2 separate regions of the Homo sapiens genome follow, and region 2 is linked to region 1. Evidence: chromatin loops called from intact Hi-C (ENCODE). Cell type or tissue: heart right ventricle. All regions are shown on one strand. Links, peaks and the distances in the headings refer to the core of each region. The heading gives the core; the rest is flanking DNA.

Region 1 (5,383 bases), core at 231-5,230:
GTACTTTGTCCAATCAGCAACACAGAGTGTCTTCTCAGTAGGAGAGTGCTCAGATGTTTACAGGTAAGTTGTACTGCTTAGCACTTGTCTTAGTCCTTTTTGTGCTGCTATAGCAGAATACCACAGACTGGGTAATTTATAATGAATGGAAATGTATTGGCTTATAGTTTTGGAGGCTGGGAAGTCCAATATCAGAGTACAAGCATCTGTCAAGGGCCTTCTTGCTGTGTCATCCCATGGTGGAAGAGAGAGGGGCAAAAGAGGGTGACAGAGAGCAAGAGGGGGCCAAACGCATCCTTTTGTGAGGAACCCACGCCCACCATGATAAAACCCACTCCTGTAATAATGGCATTAACTCATTCATCAGGGCAGATCCCTCATGGCCTAATCACCTTTTAACAGTCCCACATCTTAATTACTGTTAAAATGGTTATTAAGCTTCCAGCACGTGCTTTCTGGGGGGAAACATTCAAACCACTGCAGCACTTTATCAGTCTTTCTCATCCTGATGTACCACGCAGAGAACTGGTTGGGTAGAAGAGAGACCCAAAGCTGGAAGGAGTACAAGTAGTCTCTGTGTTGTTGTTGTCACATGAGCAACATTGCCACATCATCATTGTTTACATTTGCATGTCACTTGACAGTTTGCAACTTATTTTAACATCTATGATCGGCCAGGCGCGGTGGCTCACGACTGTAATCCCAGCACTTTGGGAGGCTGAGGTGGGTGGATCACGAGGTCAGGAGTTCGAGACCATCCTGGCTAACACGGTGAAACCCCTGTCTACTAAAAATACAAAAAATTAGCCAGGCATGGTGGCACGTGCCTGTAGTCCCAGCTACTCGGGAGGCTGAGGCTGGAGAATCGCTTGAACCCAGGAGGCAGAGGTTGCAGTGAGCCAAGATCACCCCACTGCTCTCCAGGCTAGGCAACAGAGTGAGACTCCGTCTCAAAAAAAACAAAAACAAAAACAAAAAATCTATGATCTCTTTTCATTATTAATGTCTCAATACTCTGCGAGGAGAGTGCTTTTATTTAGAGAGAGAGTGTATGTTACTTGGGTATATTTTTAGATAACTCTGGCTGTGAGAATATTTTTTTCCCTTAAGTTTAACTGAAATATATATATAACTCCTTTAACTTTCATCTTCAAGTTGTTCTAGTTTCAGTTTGTTGGCTGATGGTAATTTTATCTAGCTCGTTGCCCTGGGGTAGTTTGCCAGGGCTACACATTACGTATGTTTTAGGACATTCTGTCCTCTGAAATTGGCCAATGGCATTTTCCGTTTTGCTTATCTGATGGTCCCAGCTTCCTCTCCTTGTTAGCCCACCTTTTCTCCACATCTCATTTTTGAACCCTAGACAGACTAATCACAGAGCAGTTGTCATCATGCCAGCTGTTCACTGCCTGCCTTCAACATTTGACTTGTTTCCTATTTTGAAGTGATACAAGAGAAGTTAATGACCTAAAAAATTGCTCATCTATCTTGTGAACCTAGTTAGGAAGGAATTGTTTGATTTTTATGATGTGTAAATAATATATTTGGAGACACATTTTCAAATGTGTCAGGCTATATAGTAAGGAAAGGCTCCCTAAACAAGGTGGGACAAATTGGCTGGCTAATAGAGCTTAATGACAGATTTTCCATTAATCAGAATGGAGAATGTGCTTCATTAAGATAATTAACAGAGCACTTGTGCAGGTGATACTTATTGCACACAAATTTCCAAGTTTATTTCTTTCCCTTGAATAAATTTGGAGAGAAATCCTAGCCATATTTCCTTGTTTGCATTAAAATTATCAGTGGCAACAAATTCCCTTTTCTGTTTTTAAAGCTGCTGGTAACTGGTATCTTGTCCTCTGCAGGTGTAAGGGGCGGATGAGACACTGCTTTTCCTTCCAGCAGTCTGTTTGCTCGTCACCAGACACCAAGCTCCTCTAGTGAACCGTAGAAAGCTTATCCTTTTCCAACTCTTAGACTAACAACATTGGAATTAGAAAGGACCTCAGAGATCTTAAACTAATTCATTTTATATCAGGACATTGAAGTCCAGACAGGGGAAGTGACATGGCCAATGCCACATAGTACTCTAGTGCCAGAGCTGTCTGTGGGATAGTGGGACTAACACTGAGCTGAGAGCCAAAATGCCTAGGTTGACATTAGGCAAGTTATATTACTTCCTTGCTCCTTACTATCTTCATCTGTCAAATGGGGAAAGTATTTAACATAGGGCCAACTACAAGCAAATTGGCTTTTTTGTTTAGTCTTCTTTCCACTACACCCTGATGCTTTCCTTTCAGGGAAAACTGAAGATTATGGAGGAGAAGCTGATGTCAGGAAGAATGAACAATCAATATCAGTGCTGTTTTCTTTGTTTTCTCTGTAGGATCCTCAGTCTTCCACAATGAACCCTGTTTACAGCCCCGTGCAGCCTGGGGCTCCTTATGGCAACCCTAAGAACATGGCCTACACGGGTGAGTAGTGTGAGAATGGCTCTCATTTTGAGAAATGGTGGTTAAGGATATTACCAAATAACTTGCTCCTCCTCCTAACGTATACCTCCAAAAGTCTTGGGAAAGTTTGGGAACATGCAGAAGATATGTCTGAGGTCCAGCGGAAAGATCTCAGAGAACCTGTTGTGTGGTTGTTTCCCAACTTTGTTCTACAATAATACCAGGAGAGTGTTTTAGAGAGTCTGCAAACATTTGATTTGATTATTTTAAAATATTGAGAACTATTTTTATAAAACATGAATACGTGTTAGATGATCAGTGTGTTAAGCTTCTAAGAATGCCTGTTAATTTTTTTAAAAAATGCTACCATTTATATCTGCTTATGTTTTTAAATCAGGATTTTCTCAATGCTATGCAACCAAATTAACATTCAGAAATATATTGGAGTTTCAGCCTGATATAACTGTAACTGTTATCACTAACTTTCTATTTCCCATGTTTGTGTTTATCACAACAGTTTCATTGTCCTTATTACTTAAATTAACAGTAAATATTTTCTGTTTGAATTTGTATTTGTATATTTATTCTAACAAAATTAATTTCCAGTAACCAGGACTCATGGGGCAGTACCCTATACCCTACTAGCTCATGGAGCTTGTTGCTTTTCCCCTTTCCAGTTCAGAGTGTTCCAGCAACTTAAGTTCCTCTGCCAGAGGGAACTGAACTGCTTTGGCAGACGGAGCCCAAGGGAACCCTGTGGGGCTTTGGTTTCCTATTTGCTTTGATCCTGGCTGCCTTCGTTCTTACTAAGTTGCTAAACTAGAGAAGGAAGAGAACAGTTGCATTTATCTATTGATTTGCATCAAGATTTAAACATTGTAAATCTGGAAGGGGAATTGACTTTGTCAAATTTTCCAAATTTCCAAAATTGGAAAGGGAACAGACTTTATCTCTGCTTGGCACATAGTAGGACTCGGTAATGTGTTTTGACTGACTGGACAACAACCAGGTTCAAATCCCAGCTCTGTCAGAGAATAGCTGAGTGACTTTGGACAACTTGCCCTAACCTCCCCAGACTTAATTTCTGTGATGAACTGGGATAATATTATCTATTTCATACTAGATAATTCTGGGAATGGGACAAAATATTATCCATTTCATAGGACAGTTGTGAGAATCAAACAAGATAATTTGTACTCCTCTAGAGGAAAGGAGGATCTTTTTTTGTCTCTATTAATCACCAAGGAATATTATGAGCCTGGAACTGTTTTAAGTTAATTCCCTGCTGTAGATTCTAGGACCACACAGATAGTATAAACTCCACATAAGTAGTATAAATTCAGACTTCATACAGGCCAAAGTTTCAAATTTGTAGGGAGACTTTTATTTTTTAACCCAACCTTGGCTGTTGAATCTCTGTACTTTTGGATTTTTTTTTTCTTTTTTTAACTGACACTATGACTCCTCCAAGGTCCCAACTTTATGTAGGGGAATTTGAGTTGCAGCTCTTGGCTGTTCCAGGGCCCACAGCCTATCTCCTACCCCTGGTGGCTGTAAAAAGCAAGCCCTTTGAGTGCCTAGACTAAAAAATCTCCCCAAAGCATCCCAATATCAGCTTACTACATAGACTTCCTGATTTTTAGTTTCCTCTTCATTTTTTGAGTAATAGGGATTTCTTTTTCTTTCTTAAAATCTCAACTCTACGTAATACAATGTTTGTTATACTTCATAACCAGCTTTTCTAGGTATTATGCAGTAGGCAGATTTTCAGGTTATTTTTCTTCTGTATTACTGGAGATGGAAGATCTAAGTAAAGATAATTTATAAACAAATGCCAAATATATTGCATTACAGTAAGCATTTATATGGTTATGTTAAAATTATTATCATTTGGTAAGAACATACTAGGTACTATATATTAATTATAATTTCATTAATCATAAATGCTATAGTTTTTATAGATAAAAAAACTATGGTAGTTTAATTCAGGTCATGTGACTTGACTAATGTATATAGCTTCTAAGGGATGAGAAAATATTTGAACTCAGTTCTTTGTGGTTTCAAAGTATATGTGCTTTCTGTTACAGTAAGCTAATCTGTCTTAAAATATGTGCTGCTTTCTCTCTTCCCCATGATAAACTAAAGATGAGGATTGTCTTTTCCATTTCTAGGGCTAGGAAAGCTTCCCTTTGAGGAGCTAGAATCCTGTTCCTGGCCAGCATTTTGGGGTAGCCTCAGGAGGGCAAAAGTACAGGGGGTCAAGTCCATTGTACTGTCATCTGCTTCAGAGGAAATGGGATGGTGGCTGCAGGGAACAGAGGAGTTGGAAACACTCCTGGTTTGAAATTCTCTTGAAGTCTGAAGATGGGAAATAAAATATAGTTTTGTGGTGCAGTATTCCAGTAAGCAGCTGTCTTCTAGCCAATTGACAGTGTTCTTTCTCTCTCTCTCTCTCTCTCTCCCTTTTAAAGCCCCTTTACCGAGTACTTACTGTGTGACAAAACCTGAGCTCAGTATTTTACAGAAAATACCTATTTTTACACTTGCAGCAATCTATAATGTGGTTATAACTAGTTCCTTATATATTTTGGCAGAGTGAATTTAGAGAATGTAATATGCCATATACTTTCAAATGTTTAAGCATAGACTATATACTATGAACTGAATGTTTGTGTCCCTCCAAAATCTGTATGTTGAAACCCTTAATCCCCAATGGGATGGTAATTGGAGATTGAACCGTTGTAGGTTTAGATGAGGTCATGAGGATTGAACCTTCATGATGGAATTAGTTCCCTTAGAAGAAGAGACACCAGAGCTCTTTCTGCTGTGTAACAACACAGCATGACCATGCTGGCACCCTAATCTTGGACTTCTACCCTCCAGAGCTATGAGAAATAAATGTCTGTTGTTTAAGCCACCCAGTCTGG
Region 2 (5,383 bases), core at 278-5,277, 86 kb before region 1:
AATAATAGTGTTTGTCCTTTATTACTGGTTTAATTCACTTAGCATAATATCTTCAAGGTTCATCATGTTTTGGTACGTGTCAGAATTTCCTTCCTTTTTAAGTCTGAATAATACTCCATTGTATGTATATACCACATTTTTTTGATCCATTCATCCATCAACAGACACTTGAGTTGCTTCCACCTTTTGGCGGTTGTGAATTTCCCATTGCTTTTTTTCCTCTTTTTTTTTTTGAGACAGTGTCTTGCTCCGTTGCCCAGACTGGAGTGCAGTGGTGTGATCTTGGCTCACTGCAACCTCTGCCTCCTGGGTTCAGGTGATTCTTGTGCCTCAGCCACCCAAGTAGCTAGGATTATAGGTGCGTGCCACCATGCCTGGTCAATTTTTGTATTTTTTTTTTTTTAGTAGAGGCAGGGTTTTGCCATGTTGGCCAGGCTGTCCTTGAACTCCTAGCCTTGTGCGATCCTCCTGCCTTGGCCTTCCAAAGTGCTGGGATTACCAACGTGAGCCACTGCACCTGGCCCTCAATTTTTTTTTATTGCAGTAAAATACATATAACATAAAATTTATCATCTCAATTTTTTGAAAGTGTATAGTTTAGCGTATTAAATACATTCATAATGTTGTGTGACCATCACTGTCAACTATCTCTAAAACTCTTTATCTTACAGATCTGAAATTTCTCTACCCATTAAACACAAACTCCCTATTGCCCCATTCTCCCTACCCCCCTGACAATCCCCATTCGATCTTCTGTCTCTGTGATTTTGATGACTCTGAGTACCTCATATAGGTAGAATCATATAGGATTTGTCTTTTTATTTTATTTAATTATTTAAATTATTATTATTATTATTAATTTGCTAGTGGTGGGATGGAGGGAATGGGTTCTCACTGCCTTTTTTTTTTTAAAAGTGACAATTCTCACTTTGTCATCCAGGAGGGACTGCAGTGGCACGATCATAGCTTATTGCAACCTCGAATTCTTAGGCACAAGCCATCCTCTTGCCTCAGCCTCCCAACCAGCTAGGACTACAGGCATGTATCACCACACTTGGCTAATTAAAAAAATTTTTTTTGGTAGAACCAGGGTTTCACTTATGTTGCCCAGGCTGTTCTTGAACTCCTGGCCCAAATGATCCTCCTGCGTCTGCTTCCCAAAATGCTGGGATTACAGTGTGAGCCACTATACCCAGCCCCATTGCTTTTTTTGTTGTTCTTTTGTCTTTGGCATGACACTGGGTTGGAGCTTACCAGCCCCATTGCTTTTTAATATAACAGCAAGCCTTCCTTTCTCTTTTTCTTTTTTTCCACAAATATTTATAGAGCAGCTTCTTTATGCCCACTATTTTTAGTATTAGAAGCCTGGCAGTGAACAAGACTAACAAGGTCCTTGGAGGTTACATTCTGTTGATAAGAATGGTTCCCTCTTTGGAAGCCTTGCCAGGCACTAGTTCTCTGATTTGCTGAGTTTATGATTAGGCCAGGTATCAACTGTGTGTCCTCACTTTGGACGTTGCAGCCCTTAGCCCCATTTTCTCTTTTTTTTTTTTTGAGATGGAATCTTACTCTGTCACCCAGGCTGGAGTGCAGTGGTGAGATCTTGGCTCATTGCAACCGCTGCCTCCCGGGTTCAAGCAATTCTTCTGCCTCAACCATCCAAGTAGCTGGTTTTACAGGCGCCCATGACCACGCCCAGTTAATTTGTTTTATATTTTTAGTAGAGATGGGGTTTCGCCATGTTCGCCAGGCTGGTCTCGAGCTCCTGACCTCAAGAGATCCACCCGCCTCGACCTCCCAAAGTGCTGGGACCTTAGCCCCATTTTTCCTTTGTGCCTTACTTTGGCATTTTCTCTTAGAGGCCTTTCATGAGCCCCCAGGCTGGATTGGGTGTTCCTCTTCTGCTCTAACCACCCATCACTTATCTTTATTATAATGCTGCCTAACTCTCTCTTCTACTGGAATGGTACCCTTGTTGACTGACTCATGTATAGCTGCTTGGCTTAATGGTAGACCAGATATTCAGGTCCTCTGAGACAGGCCCCTGATGACTTTTGCAACTACATCTTTCACCACAGCCTGCCTTGCACTTTGGACTCTAGCAACACTGAAATACATGTCATTTCCCAAGGCATGTTAAGCTGTTTCTATTCTCTAGGCTCTCCCTTTTTCCTAGAATGCCCTTTTCCTCTAGGCTAATGTCTTTCTCCTTTAAATTAGTCATCTTCAACAAAGGCTACCTTGACCTTCTCTTGACTTTGCCACATTCCTGCTGCTGCCTTCCTTCCATGGCCTTTGTCACGCTATATGGTAATTGACAGGTTCCATGATCTTGAGGAACTTATGGATTTTAGCAGTGGGTCTTAGCTTGCCATCTTCTTCACCCATCAAGTTTCATTTCTCTCTTTACTCATTGAACTTGGCTTTGCTGATGACAGACATTCTGAAATGAAAGTGACCTCCTGGGAGTCTGATGGGATTTCCTCTTTATTGCTCTCCCATTGTATTTCACCCTTGCATTTGTGTCAATTCTCAGTAGGATTAACATAATCTTTTTGTGTAAAAATAATATGCCTCTAATATGTTTCTCACCTAGCAGAGATTCTAATGATCTTAATTAATCCTGATGGCATTTTATATATTCATTTTTTGTCCTAAAATCTCCTTCACCTTGTTTTTTGGAAAAATGCCTGTTATGGAAAAACTAGAAAACTTGGCAAATAATATCGCTCTATATTCTGCCATGCAGAGATTACTTTTAAAACTCAGCATTTAGGCTTTTTTGAAGTTTTTTTTCTATTTATTTTATATAATTAAGATCATACTATAGGTAGTCTTTTGGAGTATTTTTTAATTTAACATTATATCATAAGCATTTTCTATTTTTGAGACAGGGTCTGGGTCTGTCACCTAGGCTGGAGTGCAGTGGCGTGATCACAGCTCACTGCAGCCTCAAACTCCTGGGCTCGAGATCTTCTGTCTTAGCCTCCCAAGTAGCTGGGACTGTAGGCGAACACCCCATGCCCAGCTAATTTAAAATTTTGTTTTTTGTGGAGATGGGTTCTCCCTGTGTTGCCCGGGCTGGTCTCGAACTCCTGGCTCAAGTGATCCTCCCACCTTGGCCTCCCAAAGTGCTGGGATTACAGGTGTGAGCCACTGCGCCTGGCCTCAGTCTTTATTTTTTTGGTAGTTTTCTTAGGATAAATAGGAATAGGGTAATTGGAGTGAAGGTATAATTTATTTTTATTTTTATTTTTTTGAGATAGGGTCTGGCTCTGTCACACAGGCTGGGGTGCAGTGACTGGAGTGCAGTGGCACAATCTCAGCTCACTGCAACCTCCGCCTCCTGGGCTCAAACTATCCTCCCACCTCAGCTTCTTGAATAGCTGGCACTACAAGTGCACGGCACCACACCTGGCTAATTTTTTTTAATTTTATTTTTATTTTTTGTAGGGTTTCACCATGTTGCCCAGGCTGGTCTTGAACTCCTAGGCTCAATCCATCTGCCTGCCTTGGCCTCCCAAAGTGCTAGGGTTACATACATGAGCCACTGCGCCCGGCCAGGTATAACTTTTTAAAGGCTCTTGATATACACTGTTGAGTTATTATCCTAGATCATTGCAGGGACTAAGTATTTGTTAAATGAAAGAGTGACTACCCGCTAGAAAGACTGTGAGTAGTCATGCTCTTTACAGGAGTAGACGAGTGGCTCTAACTCCCCATACTGCCTTTCATATTTGATCCTCTCAGTGTCCTCCATCCTCATTTGTTTACAGTGAGGGCTTTATCCTCTTATTAGTCAGACTTAATTGCTTTCTCTATGCTCAGGCCAGATGAAATCAGGTCTTTATTCCTTCTTTCCCAAAGAAGAGATACTGAACTTCTCATTTGGTCATGGTCTTTCTTCACCCTTCCATCATTTATTGGTAGCATCTTCTGACTTTGAGGGCCCTTCTTGAAACCATAGAGACTTGAAAAACTTGACCAATCCCTTAGGTAATATTTAAAATGTGGGAGGGATTAAGGTCTCGTTGAAAAAAAATCTAGAATTAGTTTCTGAGAGACCAAAGGGATTCTAATTCCTGCTCTACCTGGCTGACCTTAACCTTTGATCTCTCTGGGACTCTGTTTATTATCTGTAAAAAGGGCCATAATAATAACTCCCTTTCTTATCATATGGGCTTGATAGGATTAATTAATTTATAAAACAATATATTATTGAATGGCTACTTTGTAAAATTGTATGATAAATTAAATTCATTCCTTCAGTCATGCATCCTTTATTGATTGATTGATTGATTGATTGAGACAGAATCTCACTCTGTCACCCAGGCTGGAATGCAGTGGCGCGATCTCGGCTCACTGCAACCTCTGCCTTCTGGGTTGTAGTGTTTCTCCTGCCTCAGTCTCCCGAGTAGCTGGGATTACAGTTGTGTGCCACCACACCAGGCTAATTTTTGTATTTTTGGTAGAGATGGGGTTTTGCCATGTTGGCCAGGCTGGTCTTGAACTTCTGACCTCAAGGGATCCACCCATCTTGGCCTCCCAAAGTGTTGAGATTACAGGCATGAGCCACCACGCCTGGCCTCATCCATTATTTATTCAACTGGTCAACAGATGTTAATTGAGTACCTCTTTCGTGCCAGGTTTTATGCTAAGTACTAGATAGAAAGGAAAACAGCAAATAAAGAAACTGTAGTTCACTATGAAACATACTATGATATTGGTATGTAATAGTAGCAACCACCACAACTAATACTTAATGCTTGCCTACTATGTGCCAGGCACTGTTATAAAGCCTTTACCTAAATTAATTCATTTAATTCTTAAACTTTTAAAGAAGGTGCATAATTACTGTAAAGTGTAAATTATAGTGGAATACAAAGGAGAGTGTTAAATGTTACCATGTATTGAATGCCCATATGAGCTAGACATTCTATAGATATTTTATATACATTTTCTTTCGTCTTCCCCACAGCTCTTCAAGGTTAGGCATTATCATTTAAACATGAGGAAATAGAGTCTAAGGAAGATTAAGAAATGTGCCCAAGTTCACAGTTTGTAAGAGGTAGAGTTGGAATTGAACCCAGTTTTAGTCCAATTCCAAATCCTTGGTTCTTAGGATTTTGTTTATACAAGGCATAAGGGTAGGTAAAACTCTCCAGGCTAAGGCACTGTGAGGTCAAAGATAAGAAAGTCCACTGCTTTTGAAGAGGAGAGGAGGTAAAACTGAAAGATATTTTCTTAAAAATGTGAGATCGTTCCTTCCTTTTCCCCACATATTCCTTTCTCTCCAGGGCAGACTAAGAAATCCTTTTGTACCAGCATGGGTATTTAAGTACTTCCTAAGTACTGTACTGTGGCTGCTGCTGCTGATAGCACA

The links. Hi-C counts contacts between places; a loop is a spot of excess contacts. Peaks named below come from ENCODE experiments on the same cell type or tissue, not always from the same donor. Only the 100,000 strongest peaks of a DNase experiment are listed, where the experiment ranks them.
Region 2: it touches region 1 in a loop (1.8-fold over the local background); 1 of 110 quality-filtered maps calls a loop at or near these places.

The regions. Positions count from the first base shown.
Region 1 is chr11:73,465,499-73,470,881 of GRCh38, reverse strand. FAM168A (family with sequence similarity 168 member A) reads left to right here. Exons shown (of 8, transcript NM_015159.3): 2 at 2,390-2,477. The coding sequence starts at 2,408. Among named protein-coding and RNA genes, the nearest start is that of RELT, 92 kb to the right of the region's middle. In heart right ventricle, for the core only: no CTCF peak of the experiment used is centred there; DNase peaks (open chromatin) are centred at 1,291 and 3,182; H3K27ac peaks cover 4,712 bases.
Region 2 is chr11:73,551,879-73,557,261 of GRCh38, reverse strand. All of the region lies in intron 1 of FAM168A (family with sequence similarity 168 member A), which reads left to right. Among named protein-coding and RNA genes, the nearest start is that of FAM168A, 44 kb to the left of the region's middle. RefSeq lists a silencer at 3,338-3,562 and an enhancer at 5,082-5,383. In heart right ventricle, for the core only: no CTCF peak of the experiment used is centred there; no DNase peak of the experiment used is centred there; H3K27ac peaks cover 1,928 bases.